2 separate regions of the Mus musculus genome follow, and region 1 is linked to region 2. The links are chromatin loops, found by intact Hi-C in ENCODE. Cell type or tissue: left cerebral cortex. All regions are shown on one strand.

Region 1 (8,000 bases), 170 kb before region 2:
AAGCGTTTGAGATTTCTGGTTTTGTGATGGGAATGTGTAAGATGCCACAGTGGTGGCTCCCTCTGTGGTTTCTTCCTTGAGGTCATCTGGCTATCAGAGCTCTGTATCTGAGCTTTCCTGCTGTTATAGCATGATGTCTGGGGGGGGGGGCTGTCTCAAATATGTTATTGGCCTTTTGTACACATCTGCACAGTACCTTGGCTTCTTTGTGTCACAGGGAAAGATACCATGGAAAACATTAGCAAAGTCATGTCATTATTGGTTCTAAAGATGTGGCCAATACAGTTTTTTTTTTCTGTAATGTTTCTGTCAGTCAAACTAACGTCTATTGGGGTATCTGATTACACTCTTTCATGATGAGACAAAGTATACTAGAGAGTCCTAGAAACTAAACTGTTAATTGTATCTTAGGTTTGTTTTTAGTTACCAAACTGAAGTTTAAAAATGTGAACATTGCCTGGCATAAGAGAACAGGATAGTGAAGCTGCTACTGGCTAGGTTTCCAAGAGGGTCTGCAGTGAGGGTAGGAAGAACTAATGAAAGAAGTAAATGTTTGTGACAACAGGCGCTGCTCACCTTCTGCTGTAGCATGTGGGGTTCCCTTTCCTACTGAGAAGTCTGCAAAGGGAGAGGGTATTATGGGATGACAGAAGCAGATCCTACTGAGGTAGTGGGAAAGGTCTCTTCTAGAAGAATCCTCAGTCACCCCCAACTGACAGAAAGACCACGGTAGGAGGCTCAGCCACGTTCCATTAGGACTCAGATTACTAAGCTAAAAGGACATCCACAAATCAGGTGTGGCTTGCTTGCTCTAAACCTTTTTTTTTTTTAAAGATGAGGATTTAGAAGACAAGGGAATGCCAGATGGCACCAGGAACAGGCAGTGCTGGGTTCCTCCTGCTTCCCAGAAGCACCCTTGAGTAATGATGGCTTTGATTTCAGGACAGAGTAGAGGACATGTGTGAAGGGGAGATAACTAGGAGATAACTGTGGCTACTCTTGCCAAGCAGATAAACGAATTGCCCCCAAATCTGTTAACTTCCCAAGAAACCTGGGCAGACACCTTTCCAGGGAAGGGCCATGAGGGCTGAAGGCAAGCTGAAGTGGATAGGGTTTTCTGTGTTTTGTGGATCTGATTCTCAGCTGTGGGTGCCAGAGGATGATAGCCCTTCTTATATAAGAGACATAATCTGTTCTAAGCTGGCTGACCCTGGAACTAACACATCACTAATAACATGTGACCTCATGCCAGGGTAATTATTCTCTGCTTCGAACCAACATTTGAATCAGATGAAGAACCAACGTGTCTGCACTACCACAGAACTCGTTTGCCAACTGCTGCCTTCAGCACAGTTTAAATGAAAAACAAAAATTGTAAATTATATAAGCCAAAACATGTAAGACCAAAGTACAAAATCTAGCATTTTCTCATAAAACCAAACCAAACCAAACCAAAGCCTCACTAGTGTACTCTCTTCACACACTGGGGCAAAATGAGGCTTTGTATCCTTCATTTATAAACACAGAGTTTGTTATTAAAAATGTTACGTTAGCAGAGCGAAGAGTTTCATTATAAACATTTTCTAAGAACACTTTCAACATTTTTCTCTACTTATAGGATTTATGTAGAATCAGATTATATTGTTTTCCTCCCAGTTGCTACAGTGTTCATAATTTTTGTTTCTCTAAAATACGAAGGTTGAAGAGGAAGGACCTTCACAATCCATCTGGATAAAATTTTCTAGCTATGACTTTGTCCAGCTAGAAAATGAGACACCGAGAGTATTCAGTCAGCCCTTGCTAAAATTTTAGCAAACTTAGGAAAATTGAACAGTGTTTGTAATTGGAGAATTCCAGCTTGAGCTTACAGGTGATTTTCTCCTCCCTGCTGGGTATAGTGGGAGCATCTGCATTTTATACACTATGTTCTTCCCCTGTATTTCCATACTGAGCATGTAAGAGAACATCCAGAAATTCTAATTTTACTTGATTTCATTCCGTTGCTTGTCACGTTCACGGGTAGGTTTAAAACAGCGTTGCGAATTTCAAAGACGCCTAACTGGGTACCTGCGTGTCCCTCTTAGAGTGATGGAGGATGGTTTTCAGGGGTGCTTGCTTTCTTCTTTGCGGTCCTCTACTCCTGCTTCCTCAGGGTAACCTCGCCAAAGCCGGCTTATACAGCGCTCACTGACATACAGCCCGGTTTGATCCCTTGCCAAAGCAAGCTGCTAAGGCGGCCTCACGTGGGTCTGTAAAACCGCACCGGGGAGCCCGGGCAACTCCCAGTCCTTCCCAGACCCGCTCTCTCCCTCTCTGCCTTGCAAGTGGCAAGTCACTCCAGCTCTGCTCCTCTCCTCCCAACCCCGCAGCGTAGATTATTTTCTCCAAATGTACCTTGGAGAAGGGAAGGGCTGAGGGATTTAAGACGCAGGCATCTATGTCACGTGCTGCCCGTAGCAACCGCGGCGGCGGCGGCAGCAGCGGCGGCGCCGGGTCCTTAGCGAGACTGCACCATTTTCTCTCGCCCTGCATAGAGGTGTGGTTGCAAGCGGCAGAGAACTCCCCACCCCCCCTAGGACTTTCACCGAGGTGGCCTCTTCCTGGCTCCGGTCTGAAGACAGACTGTCTGGAGGAGTCCCCCAAGACCGTTCCAACTGGTGATGAGCGCCTAAGGAAGGCTTCTGCAACTATTAGGATGCTTGTCTGCACTCGGGGCCACCCAACTGCTGAGGAGCTCCGGGTCCAGAGCTCCGCCCTCCCCCGGGACCATTGCTGAGCGTGGGCGCTCACCTGTGCATGCCTGTGTGCAGGTGTGGGCTGCTCAGGGGCTCGGCTCGCAACCTAGGGGGACGCTCGAGTGAATTATGGGTGCTGCAGAGGCTGGAGCAAGATTATGACCTAGCTCGGGGGCGGAGTGGATTATTTTGTGAGTGTTCTGTCTGCCAGCCATTGCTCTGCTGGGGGGAAAAATCACATCTCCACATAGCAGTCAAATCACCTGTATTGCTGGGGAGTGGAAAGTTATCCTCTGCCGATTTCGTCTGCCAAAATGGCTCACGCTGCTGCTTCTATCAAAAAAGTTAGAGAGGCTGAACTGGATGAAAAGGAAAAAAATCTGGACAGAGAGAGAAAAAAACAACGGAAAATCCCCAGGGATCGGATGGAGCGGAAAAGAAAGGTATGGAGAACCTCGTGTGCGCCCCCCTCCCCCCACCCCGCGCCCTTTTGTAGCGCCGTGTAGAATCTTCAGCCTTTAGAACTGACAACTTCATCCTCCTTTTTTCCATCCCTCCCCTGCACCATTTCCGAGCACACTTTGCAGCTCAGAGGAGCTCTCGCCTGGATTTGCTGCATTGGGAGGAGATGCCTGAGCAGGATGGAATTCCTTCGCTTTGATCAAGCAAAGCAAAATCCATCATTTCCCTTTCTCTTTTCTCTAACCTCCATTAGATCATTCCGTCTTAAAGCCGAGTTCTCCAGTCTTCCAGATTACTCTCACAGAAGAAGGAAGGGTTTCTGTATGGCCAGAGGGTTGTCCTCTTCGCGTTGCCCGTGTCTACTACTGGACCTCGGGCACTTCTACACCGATGGTATTTTCAATCAAGATCTCTGATTGGGAATAAGCCACAGGATCTGTATACCTCCTTGCCTTCCCGAGTGTTGACATTATTCTACACTAGAATAGACTAAAAATATGGATGCAGTGATCTGTGCTTCTGCATTTTTAGAATTCTTATTTTCTATTATTAATTCTGTAATTTACTTTTCTACTGCTGGCAATTAAGTGGAAATAGCTAGCTCACCAAGGCAGTGAATCATCGACTCTCCTAACAGTAAGCCAACCGCAGATTGGCTGTCTTTCTCCGAAACATGTTTTTTTCTTTCTTTTTTTAAATATTAAATTTCCCTAAAAATATAAATCTTACAAACTGACAGTAATGAGATACTCATTCAGCCAGTTGTCTGGCTGTAAAGAAGTTGTTGTATCTAAACACTTTAATTAACAAACTAGGTCACTGAATAATTTCAGATGACAAATGGTATATTACATTAGCAGAATGTAAAAATAGTGTATTGTACACAAGCTCATTTTAAACAGGTCTGGGATTAAGAGATGCAAAGCGACACACAGGTTTGCTAACGCATGTGCTCCAGGGACCATTTCCCTGTTTCCTCCGTGATCGCCACGTTCACCTGTGCATTGAGAAGCCTTGTCATTGCCTCTTTTTTTTTTTTTTTAATTTTAAATTTGAGAGACACCTAAGGAGCCACAGTGAGTCGAGGTCTTCCTTCATCCTGATGCTGTTCCACTTCTCCACTAGTTAGATCAAATGATTACTATCTGGAAACAAAATTAGTGTATTTAGTGGCTTCTCTTCTGGAGAAAATGTAGTACTGTTTATGTGACCTTTAAAATGCCTTGTTTCAAGAGTGCTTGGAGTCTTTTATAGTACCCAAGTCTTACTTACTGGCCATCTTGGTTGGGTGGATTTCCTCCTCTATGGCTCCTACGGTTTTGTTTTTAATCCTCTCCATAGAACATTACTGCCTGAAGCATTTTTCGTGTATTTATATCCTCTTAAATCTTTGTTCCCTCAACTACGGTGTATTATTTCTTGGCGAGGAATACTTGAACAACATCCAGTTGAGACCCAATAACATTGCTTAGCTCAAGTGCCTTGCATCCATTCTCGGGGAGCCGTTAGACTGTCCTGTGCTTGGTTTCCACATGGGGTTCACTGCCATTCTTTCCCTAAACCTCCTTACTCCTGAAAAAGTTGCATCGTTAAAATGGCAAGTGCCAGTACTTGGTGGGAATTTCTCGGTTGCTTGATTGCCGTCTTACTTTAGCTTGAACCTGGCACTGTCAGCAAGATCATTGTTTGCTGGTATAACAGGACAAGATCGTCTGGGCAAATTTAGATATCATTGCCCTAGAACCAGAGTAATTTGACAGTATTTATCTTCGTTCTTCTGTTTTCATATAAACTTCTTCTATGGCAGATGCATGCAGCATTACACAGCACAATAAAGGTTTACCAAACGATGGGGTTTACTTCCAAGCTATAGCAAGTGTCTTTCCTAGATTGACAACTTCCCCTACCCCAAATTCCAGCCCAACCTAGTTTTCAAATGTGATTTGACAAAAAAACAAACCAAACCAAAACAAAACAAAAACAAAAAAAAAAAACAAAAAAAAAGTCCCAGCTCAGATTATTTCTTAGAGCGAAATAATGAGATGGCAGCTCATGGAGGATTGAAAATGCCTGTTACTGGGCTCTAGACTATCATCTTCAGAAATCATTTTAACATGATCATGGTTTCTGCTCATGTCATGTCATAATTGTAAGGTAGTAGCTCTGTTGTAGAACCAATAGAGTATATAGAGTTTCATTTTCATATCTATGGAAGGCTTCTTACCCATAAAGTCCTTTATGCATCCCCAGTGCAGATAAAACTACAGAGCTTGGGGGAATACATTGATTTTAAAAGGAAATTTTACCAAGATATAACTATTGATGTTTAAAATAATTCAATTAGGGTAGCTTTATATTTGGGATTTATTTTAATATGCCTTTGTAAACTTTATAAACTTAATTAAGAAATATTTATTTTGCTTTGTATTGCATAAAGTGTTTACAATAAATTTTAACTCTTTGTAAACTTCAGTCCTACTCTTTTCTTGATGAAAACCCATAATACTAACTTATCGTTTCTGGGTTTTAAAAAAGGCAATGATATGCATATTAAGGAATTTCATTTCAACCTCATTGTCAGCAAAATGTTCAGGCTTCCTTGACTGGATAAGTAGTATTTAAGTGAAGTATATGGCATGTCCATTGTGTTTGTGAAATATGAGGTATAATAAATGAATTTAAGCTTTAAGCAAATGAATGAGTTCAAGAGTGGTTGAAACAAACTAATTTGAACTTATTTGCTCAAAGATAGCACACTGATCTATCATTTGTGGGGTAAGAGGCTATTCTGGTCTAATTAGCACCTTAGTGTTAACTGAATAATCTTCATATGTACAGAGTCTGGTTCCTATACTAGAAGTCTAGTATTTGAGACCCGAGCTGCCAGATGGAATAGCTAAGTATCAGAATTCTTATGCTGGCAAGACAACCTTAGCCCTAAAAAGTAATTCCAAGTATATATATCCATCCATCCATATATATATATATATATATATATATATTACAGCTGCCTATTTCCCATCTGTACTTTTTAAAACTCGAAAATCACATATAAGGAACGCATAAGAGTGACAGCACAGTTGCATTTCTAAAAGCAAAGTATATATACCTAAATGACTTTTCCCCTTTAACCTTATGTTCACCACGACTTGTCAAAGAAGCTTTTGTTCTTCTCATTTCTCAGAATGGACTAACCATTCTTGAGTCTGTCATGTCTACACCGTTCACTAGAATCACAAAGCATGATGTTTTCATACATGTTCAGCATCAACTTTGGTCATATTTTCTGTCTCCCCTTTCCTCTCTCATTCCAACCGGCCCTTTCCTCCTGCCTCTTAACCCCCCATCTACTGTCTTTTTCTTTTAAGCTTTCACATAAAAATTATCTGTCTTATCTAGTCTAGTTTATTTTGATGAAGTGATGAGCTCTCTATCCATTTTCTTGGCACAACTTGTTCTTTATGTTTGAATAAATGTCCATTGTGGGGACTAAAGAGACAACTTAGAGGGTCAGAGCCTCTTGCTGTCCAGACGTGAGGACACGGGCTCTGATTTTGTTATCCATGTAAAGGGCCAGGCCTGGCCATGAGTGCATCTGTAAACCCAGTACTGTGGGGAGCAGGGACATGAGGATCCCTCAGGGTTGCCTACCAGCACAGCTCTAGGTTTAGCGAGAGGCTGTCGCAAGGAAATATTTCTCAAGGAAGTGATAGAAAGGGATATTCATTGTGCCCCTCTGGCCTCTCTCTGCATGCATAATGGGCACCCTTCCAAACATGAACATATGCCAACACACACACATGCACACATGCACTCATACAAGTACGACTAAAAGCTCAATTGTGAACATATACATCATTCTTTTTATCAATTTCTCTCTTTTTCTTTCTTCTTTTTTGATAAAGTCTTACCATGTATCTATGTCTATCTTGGAATATACTATAGAGAAAAGGCTAGCCTTGAACTTATAAAACAATCTACCTGCCTTTGACTCCTGAGAGCTAGTATTAAAAGCATACATTACCATACTCAGATATCTATTTATTTTTAATGAATAGCTCATTGATTCATAATGTTAAAACTGATAGGCCTTTTAGAACCTTTAAAATATAATTTATTAAGTACTGAAGGACCTTATATTGGATACATACATATTGGTCCATTTAACAACTGTATACATTAGACATCTTCTTGATTTCACAGACAAGGAAACTGAGACTCAGAAGTGGATCTTCCTTAGTCATAGATAGCTATCAAGTGGCAGGCTTGGGATTTGAACTTAGATATGCCTGGGTCCAAATTTCACTAGGGAAAGAAGATAGCATGATTGTACCATCAATGAACATTGTAAGTAAACCATTTAAGCTACTAATGTTGCAAGTTTTTCACCTCTATAATGACATTCTACAACCAAAAGAAATTTAAGCATTTTAAGGGTTTGACTAAACAATGCATTTGAGAGAAACTAGATAAACTTAAGGTTGTGATTTTACTATAATTACTTCCATACATTTTATAAGTTTCTTAGGTAATGAACTTTTTGAAGTCAAGATTTGCACCTTAAATCATGGCCAGTTGGCTGCCCATGATAGACTATTGAAATCACTTTTGTTATTTTTTCTTTTTGATCAGATTTCTAAAATGCACTTGTATATTTATATTTATTAAACTTCAAGGTGGTGGTGTATGGGACGCAATAGAAAATAAAATTAGTCTTTTCTAAGTCCCTTTCAAATAATTCTTCAGAGAAACGGAGCACTCTGACCATTCCTTCCCTTTATTTTACCATCATACTGTCTTGGA
Region 2 (8,000 bases):
GACATGGTATCTCTGTAAACCAGGCTGATCTGGATCTGACAGGAGATCTGCCTGTCTTTGCCTCCTGAGTGCTGGTATTAAAGGTGTGTGCCACCACGCCACACTCGGTTCAATATTCTAGTTTTTAAAGACACATTTTATTGGGGCAGGACATTGGGGATTCCAATGAAGTTTTCTTTCCTAAAGTTTACACATGCAGATTTTTATAACCAAAGCCCTCTCCTGAGTTGAGCATGAGATTTGATTCTCTTTCACGGTTGTAGATCTTCTACAGGGTATGTGGATGGTTATAACTAGCAGCAGCCTGCATGAACCTCAGCACCCTTCAGCTAGACAGCAGCTCGGTCTTCATCTTTCCTAAGGAAAAATATCGTGGCTGTATTGTTCTGTCCCATTTTTAATCTTCTCTCAGCATATGTGTTGTAAATGCCAATCAGTTAAAATATAATAAGAGTTACAATTTGCGTTTATCTTGGGTTTCATAGTTCAACATAAGGTGTGAGGGAGTGTTTGCTGCTGAGAAATGAGTTGCTGGGGAAATTGTTGCTCTAAATAAGCAATGAGGTCCTTGATGGGTTTGCTGTGAATAAGACAAGCGAACTGAGACTGAAGGCTAACCTAATTTTCTTCTCCCTCTGCAAATCGGTGCTGCCATGATGGACAGAATGGCTACACACCTTTGCACCAAGCTGCCCAGCAGGGCCACACACACATCATTAATGTCCTGCTCCAGCACGGGGCCAAGCCTAATGCTACTACTGCGGTAAGGAGCTCTCACGACCCTCCCTTCTGCCCTCCTCTCCTCCTCTTCCTCCTCCCCCTCCCCCTCGGTGTCTTACGGGCAGAGATTTTTTAAAAATGTGGTACATCGCCCTTGAACAAACTGTGGAAAGCCCCAGGTTTTGGGGGGAAAAATCCTTTCTAGAAGATTGTGATTTCTCGGGGAGTGTTTGCTGGGAAGGAAGTCAGTTGGCTCCCTTGGGAGTGGGGCCCTCCACTTGGGCTGCTGGAAGGGTTCTGCTTACAGCTGGCTCTCAGATGTGAGCACATTTCCACCCCTCCCTCCTTGTCTTCTTAAGGGAGCCCAGTTTCTGAGCTGCTGGCTTGGAACTGCCTCTTTGGGACGCGGAGCCATTGAAATGTAAACTAAGCGGTGTAATTAAACAAGCGGGATCCCCAGTGTCCTGGGCTGGATGCAGCCAGAATTGCTAGCTTGTATAGTTTGTGCAGCACTGGAGATCCTGCAGCGCAGAAGCTAAATCTGTCACTGGGTCCCTATGGTAACATCTTACCTGCAGCAGATGGCCTGACTCTTGGTGAGCGATGAGTATACCAGGTTCTCCCTAGTAGTTCTGGCAGATGCCACCCCCAGTTTGAAAGGTGGCTTCATAAGGGCAGTGTAGCATTTGGAACTGCTCAACAACCTCGGGGTTAAAGCATCAAGTGCTTCTTATTAAAAAAGAGCAGGCAGATGCAAGCTTGTTGTGTTACCATGGTGACCGGGGCTATAGTCTAAAGAAGTTACAAAGACAGATTTAGATGTAATGGTAAAAACTAGTGATTTTCCTGAGCTGTGCCTTGTTTTGGAAGGAAGTGCTGGCTCATGCCGCGCCACGGGTGAGCTCACTGGCTCTCAAGGCAGTCCTCCCTAGCCTTTCTCACTCTTTCCCCTCTTTCTCTCTCTTCAGAATGGTAACACGGCCCTGGCGATTGCTAAGCGGCTGGGCTACATCTCCGTGGTTGACACCCTGAAGGTTGTGACTGAAGAGGTCACCACCACTACCACGGTGAGTACCGAGACAACTGATCCTCTCCTGTCCTCTCGGTTTTCCCGCCACAGGCTTTTCACTCGGTGTGTGCAGCTTCTGTGTCTTCTTCTTTTGTTGAATGTATTGTGGGAGAGACTCGGATATGCAGCTACAAAGACGTTCACCAATGGACACGAGGGTTCTGTCTTTTACTCAGTAGAATCCCAAATAAAACACATAAAAGCAGCTTTATAACTATAGAAAAGTTACCCTCTCCCTGTGGCTTTTTTCCGACTCCTCCATCTCTTTCCTCTAGTTGTGTGTGACACCTACCGCTGACAGAGAGGTACCACACTCTGCAGCCAACTTCAACTTGGCCCAGAGGTCAGGCGGCATCTGAAAAGACCCCCTGACGAGTTAAATGCATTTCTGCACACAACAAGGCATCCTTACACTTCTTCTTTTCCTTCTTATGCCTGGTAATTTTTTTAGAATACGAAAAGAAAATTGCAGATGTCTAGTGTATGCCTAAAATCCTTTATTTCCACAGCTTTAGAAAGTCTATTGATCCTCGAGGAGGCAGAAGTCATGACAGTTGGACTTTGCCAGAAAAAAATCCCTAGAGCAAAGCTAACAAGGAGGCGCCCTGGTCTCGGCATAGGCTCCAGGGAGAACTTTTTTTTTTTCTTTTTAGCTTTAACTTAAGCACAGAGGCTATGAACAATAGCTTTTAAATTTATCTCTACAGAGAAACAACAAAACAGGAGATGTTCTATGGAAACAATAAAACCACAAATCAACAGCAAATGTACTCAGGATAAGGTTCCAGTAAATGCTCCCAGCTAGGATGGCTGCACGCAGGGTTTGGGGACAGGATGGCTGCACGCAGAGTTTGGGGACACTCGCTTCTTTTAATCGATGGGAGGGAAAAGAAAGGAATTTTGTTTCAAGGGCTAACGGAAAGTCCCTGTTGACAGGCATTGAAGTAGACTACAGTTGCTGTGACGTGCAGTTTTAAATAGAGTGGAGTATGAATAATTAATGAACTGCACAATATAGGCTGAACTTGGAGAGGGGAGGCAGCTGACTGCTCACTCTCTAAACAGACCCGTCGCCTTTAGCCAGTACACACAGTAGTTATAAAGATCTAAAGGAGAGAATTGGTAAATTCTAGATAAGAAAAGTCTTGTCAATGTTCATCACCCTATTTGGGGGTCATTCTATATGGCTAGGGCTTTTTTTCTAATTAAAATTATATTCTATTTAAACATTTTAATTTGGTTCAGGAAAAAAAAAGGCCCAGGTTTCTGTAATGTCAAATAGTACTATGGTATGTGTTTCCATTACGGGTTGCTCAAATGAAGATAAATGTGTCCATCTCCTCAAACCTTCATTTTCTTGTGGTAAGAATATTTAAGGTCTTTCTGTATGGCTGGATCTTAATTGCTTTAAAAATATATTTGGTTTTTTGTTGTTGCTGTTTGTTTTTGTTTTTGTTTTTTTGTAAGAGGAAAGTCTTCATATGGAGACCTACCTGGCTATGTCACCTCAGAATAGCATGCACATCAGAAGAAACGAAGGCTTTAGTGGCAAAATTGGCTAAGCGCATAAATATATACTGTCAGAAGTCTTGGGGCTTTTCTTTTGCCTATTTTATTACTTTTTCCACCCTAGGAATTATGAATCTGTGTTTTCACTGAATTGCAGCTAGATGGCGGCCTTGTGGCTCTTTATCCTCTCTTGGCTCTACTCCCCTGTCATTTTGCTAAGTAACATTTCTTCTTTACTGGACTAAGATGTGAGAGGCCTCTGTGCTCCATGCTGAAAAGCATCAGTGGTTCTAACCCAGCTCCTCCGCCCAAGTGAAGGGGGAGGGGTGAAGAAGCATGATACAGAGGAAAAAATATATATATATATTTTAAACATCAACAACATTATGAAACTTCACATCTTATTTTCAAGATTTGAGGTGAATAAATATGAATCAGAACAAATGATCTTACTCATAAAGACATGTATGTTAAAGCAGAAGCAACTAGCACTTAATTTAAGCATTCTAATTACAAGGCTGGGAAACGGCTCAGTGGCTAATACAGTTGCCTTACAAGTGTGAGGACCTCATTTGGACCCCAGAACTCATATAATGCACATCTGGTGCTCCTCTGATAAGATTGGAGGTGAAGGCAGGAGGATTTGTGGAACCTGGGGGGCCAGCTACTGGGGTTCAAAGCTGCAAACAATGAGGTCCTATCTCAAACAAGGTGTACAGATAAGACTGACAAGCCTAGACTATCCACTGGGCACCGTGGTGTGTATTCTGCAGTTACACAGGTGAAGTGCATCCCCCAACACACACTGCTGATTTAAAAAAAATGCTACTTACCATCTCTAAGCAAGCTTTCTGATGGCTTGTTAGAAATCAAATATACAGGACAGGCGTGGAAGGTCCTATCTCCAAGAGTTACCTCAAATACAAGGCAACTGCTTTTAGGACATTTTAAGAGTTCTTGCTTTTTAATTATTTATATTCCATTATGTTTTATTCATTACTATATTATCATTTATGTTCATTTTAATGCTGACCGTGATTTGATAAATACACACTACCCTTAAAACTCAAATTTCTAGGTGAAGGGGCCAATAAACCATAAATAATACATAGAATATCAGATTTCCGCTAAGGTGCATCATTCACATTAAATAAACCAACTTCCCTACAAATTGAACCCAGGTCCTTGGGAAGAGCAGCCAGTGCTCTTAACTCCTAGGCCACCTCTCCATCTCAATGGCTGCCTGTCTTGACCCTGCTTTATCTTTATTTTCTGGTCCCCTTAACTGACTTCTGATAGAACTGTGTTCGGTTTGAGACATGGAATTTAAACTGAAAAGTGTGGATGGGTTCTCTTCTTGCAGTGCACTTCCCTTCGGGAGGTGATGAACATTCATTCTTCTTCTCCATATTTTCTTCCCTCCATAACGTGCGGTCTATGATACCTCATAATTAGTATGTAAGATTAGTAGTGTGCTAGATGTGGAGAGACACATCTGGAATTCAATTTAGGCTGCTGGATCACAAAGACGACTTTCTAACCATGCCAATATAATTAATCTTGATTTCGCCAAGAAGCAGTTTGGCCAAAATTTTGTGAAAGAATGATTCCTAACTAGTTTTCAACCAGAAGTACCACCCAAGAAGTATACTTCGTTGGTTTTAGATAGTATGTCATATTTAATGTCACTTTCTAAAGTTTACTGATTGACAACGAACAAACAAGCACCAGTGCTCTGAGGATAGCAAGCAGGGCAAGGCATTTCATAATGAGTTCTAGCGAATCAAATGGTCCACAGTGCGGTTACCATTGAACGTAGCCATTGAATTATAACCGCACAAGTGATGGACACATCTCCTGTCGCTTGCCTTTAGAGGGTGTGCCACTTGTGCAGCCACGTGAATTCCCTTGAAGAAAAGAAACTTCTCTCCCCAGTTCTTTACCCCAGAGTATGAATGCAGGCATTGTGTGAGAGCAGAGCTGGGGCGTCCCAGATTGCCCAGCCTCTGTGGAATCATGGCTTGCTTCCTTAACCTTGCCTTTTCTAAATTTACCCTGAGAGACACAGCAGGGGAGGCGAGGCCAGTCAGCCTTGTCTTAGGATGAAGTCACTGTAAGTTTGCCAGAATGGGGGCACATTACAACAGCCACAGTCTGCTAAGATTGGAAAAGCTATGGGAAAAGACTTATACCTCCATGTAATCCACTATCATCAACTGTTTGTTGTTGTTTGTATAATTTTAAAATGATGTATTATGTGGCAAATAATCATTGCTAAGTAGAACATAAATTATTTAATAAATTACCCAAAGTTACCACACATAAGTCGTATTAAATATACAACCCTTTTAATCATTAAAGAAGATTTTCTTAAAGCAATGAAGAAAATGTAAGTTCCACATTCTAATTTGATTTGATAGCATGTCTGTTAAAGGAGCCATCAAAATGAACGTGCAGTGAATACGGGTGATGTCACTTGCCATTGTTCAACCACCTTTTTTCTTTTCTGTGAAAGTAGTTCCTTGTTCAGATGGCTGAGTTGTCATCTTTGCCCAAGCACCATCAATATTCACTGCACGTGTGTATATACTTTACAAAATGTAGATAACTTATTGCTGCTGAAGAGGTGGCCCAGTGGTTAACACTCGCTATTCTTGGAAAGGACCCCAAATCACTTTCCAGTACCCACATGGCAGTTGACAACTGTCTATAGCCCCAGTTCCAGTGGAGCTGAAGCCCTCTTTTGGCATTCTTAGGCTCCATGCATGCATGTAAATTATGTACATACATGAATGCAAACATTCATACATATTAGAAACAAATAACATTTATGCATTCTGTATGTTTTCTGAAAGAAACGTGGTATACACAATTCTTACATTTTTCTGATATATATTTTTCTAAATCATTTATAATTGTCTCACTCACAACTAAGCAGCTACTTGGGGAGAAACATTTGTGTTGAAACTTTACAGAGTACTTATCTTAGTTTTTATAGAAAGCCAACTATACACTTAATATTTTATCTAGTTAGGAAAATTATATTAACAAATGTGATTGACAATATACAAAAGAGGTATAGCCTGCAGGTGACCTGATGACAGCCAAAGGGGGAGGGTGTTGAAAGGTCATGTGATGGCCAGATTCACTCACTGTGCTATGATGGCTTGAGAAGTGTGGTTGGCAGGTTGGGGGTGGGGTGGGGTGAGGATAGTGGCTGACTAAGCCTGGTTAGTTAAGCATACCGTCTTCCCCCACACAGGGAAAACCAGATATTATCCTGTATTTATAAAATACCATGATAGCAGTTTATATTTTATTGTCTATGCTTTCCCATATCATGATGAGTAACTCATTGTCCGACTTAATTGTATCTCATTAATCTTATGCACAGAATATTTCGTATTTTCATTTTTAAAGTAGTTTCCTGTCTTGACCATAACATCTTGGATTCTGCAGCAGAAAGAGAAGTGCATGATCCTTGAATTATAGCTTTGTTCTCCGTGTACTGTTCAAATGCAGTTGTTTAAAATAATATATTTCAGTCAACAAATACCTTAAGGATATTTTATTTGAAAAGGAAATTGTATATTAAACCTAATTACATTATTCACGAGTAGGAAGATTTATTTGTGCATTCAACAAACATCTGCTGATGCCCTGTGAAGGTTGGGAGTACATCAACTTAAAATACATTCTACAAATTGCATTTTACATTGAGGGCAGTGTGATTATTCAGAGAAATCTCTGTGAGCAAATGATTACTGTATGCTGCTTTTGACCTCTTGCCGTATACATTTTCTTATATAACAGCATTTAATTCCAAAGAAAGCAGCCTGTTCTTGCAAGAACAAAGAAAGAATGCTCACACACTACCAGCATCTGAAAAAGGGCAATAGGCTTTCATACAGCAATTTACTCTCAAATGGAGACACATTTTCTTATGGAAATAGTTGCCTTGAAAGGCAGTTAATTATTTAGAACATTTCCACATAACAACAGACCTCCTGGTTAGCCAAATACAATAGATATAGTCACATTATTAAGTCATTTTATTTACACTTAGATACTTATTTAATATGTTTCAGAAAAGTATAGTAGGATATGTTACAGTGTGCAGTACCCTTAAGGCTAAAAATATGAACCTTATATTGAGTTCCATAATGTAACTAAATGGGATTCCTTGCCCCATGCCTCCCACCTCCCACCTTCCTCCTGAGACAAGGTCTAAGTATGTAGCAATGGCTGTCCTAGAACTGACTTTGTAGTCCAGGCTAGTCTTGAACTAAATGGGAATTTGTTTTGTTGTTGTTGTTGTGTTTGTTTGTTTGTTTCGAGACAGGGATTTCTCTGTGTAGCCCTGGCTGTCCTGGAACTCTGTAGACCAGGCTGACCTCGAACTCAGAAATCTGCCTGCCTCTGCCTCCCAAGTGCTGGGACTAAAGGCGTGCGCCACCATCCTTGACCCAGAATGGAGACTTATTATTATTGTGTGTTGAGACTCTAGCAGCAGAATTGTGTGTGTGTGTGTGTGTATATACAATTGAAGGTCAGAGGTCCATATAGACAGTGTCCTCTTCAATTCCTATCTATCTTAGGTTTCCAGGCAAGCTCTCCTTGAACCTGGAGTCCATTGATTTAGCTATTCTGGCTGCCCAGTGAGCTTTAGGATCTCTCCGTGTCCCAGCTCTGGCATCATAAG

Evidence for each region. Hi-C counts contacts between places; a loop is a spot of excess contacts. Peaks named below come from ENCODE experiments on the same cell type or tissue, not always from the same donor. Only the 100,000 strongest peaks of a DNase experiment are listed, where the experiment ranks them.
Region 1: it touches region 2 in a loop (2.5-fold over the local background); 5 of 42 quality-filtered maps call a loop at or near these places.

What each region holds. Positions count from the first base shown.
Region 1 is chr3:127,156,857-127,164,856 of GRCm38, reverse strand. All of the region lies in intron 1 of Ank2 (ankyrin 2, brain), which reads left to right. It overlaps Gm16958 (predicted gene, 16958), which reads right to left and starts at 3,552. Exons shown (of 3, transcript NR_105030.1): 1 at 3,442-3,552. In left cerebral cortex, no CTCF peak of the experiment used is centred here; DNase peaks (open chromatin) are centred at 3,384, 3,761, 4,719, 6,802 and 4 more places; H3K4me3 peaks cover 5,772 bases; H3K27ac peaks cover 5,961 bases.
Region 2 is chr3:126,991,640-126,999,639 of GRCm38, reverse strand. Ank2 (ankyrin 2, brain) reads left to right here. Exons shown (of 48, transcript NM_001327938.1): 21 at 665-763; 22 at 1,689-1,787. Among named protein-coding and RNA genes, the nearest start is that of Gm25501, 9.7 kb to the left of the region's middle. In left cerebral cortex, CTCF peaks have their summits at 2,079 and 3,451; DNase peaks (open chromatin) are centred at 1,301, 2,074, 3,470, 5,212 and 1 more place; H3K4me3 peaks cover 2,637 bases; H3K27ac peaks cover 4,921 bases.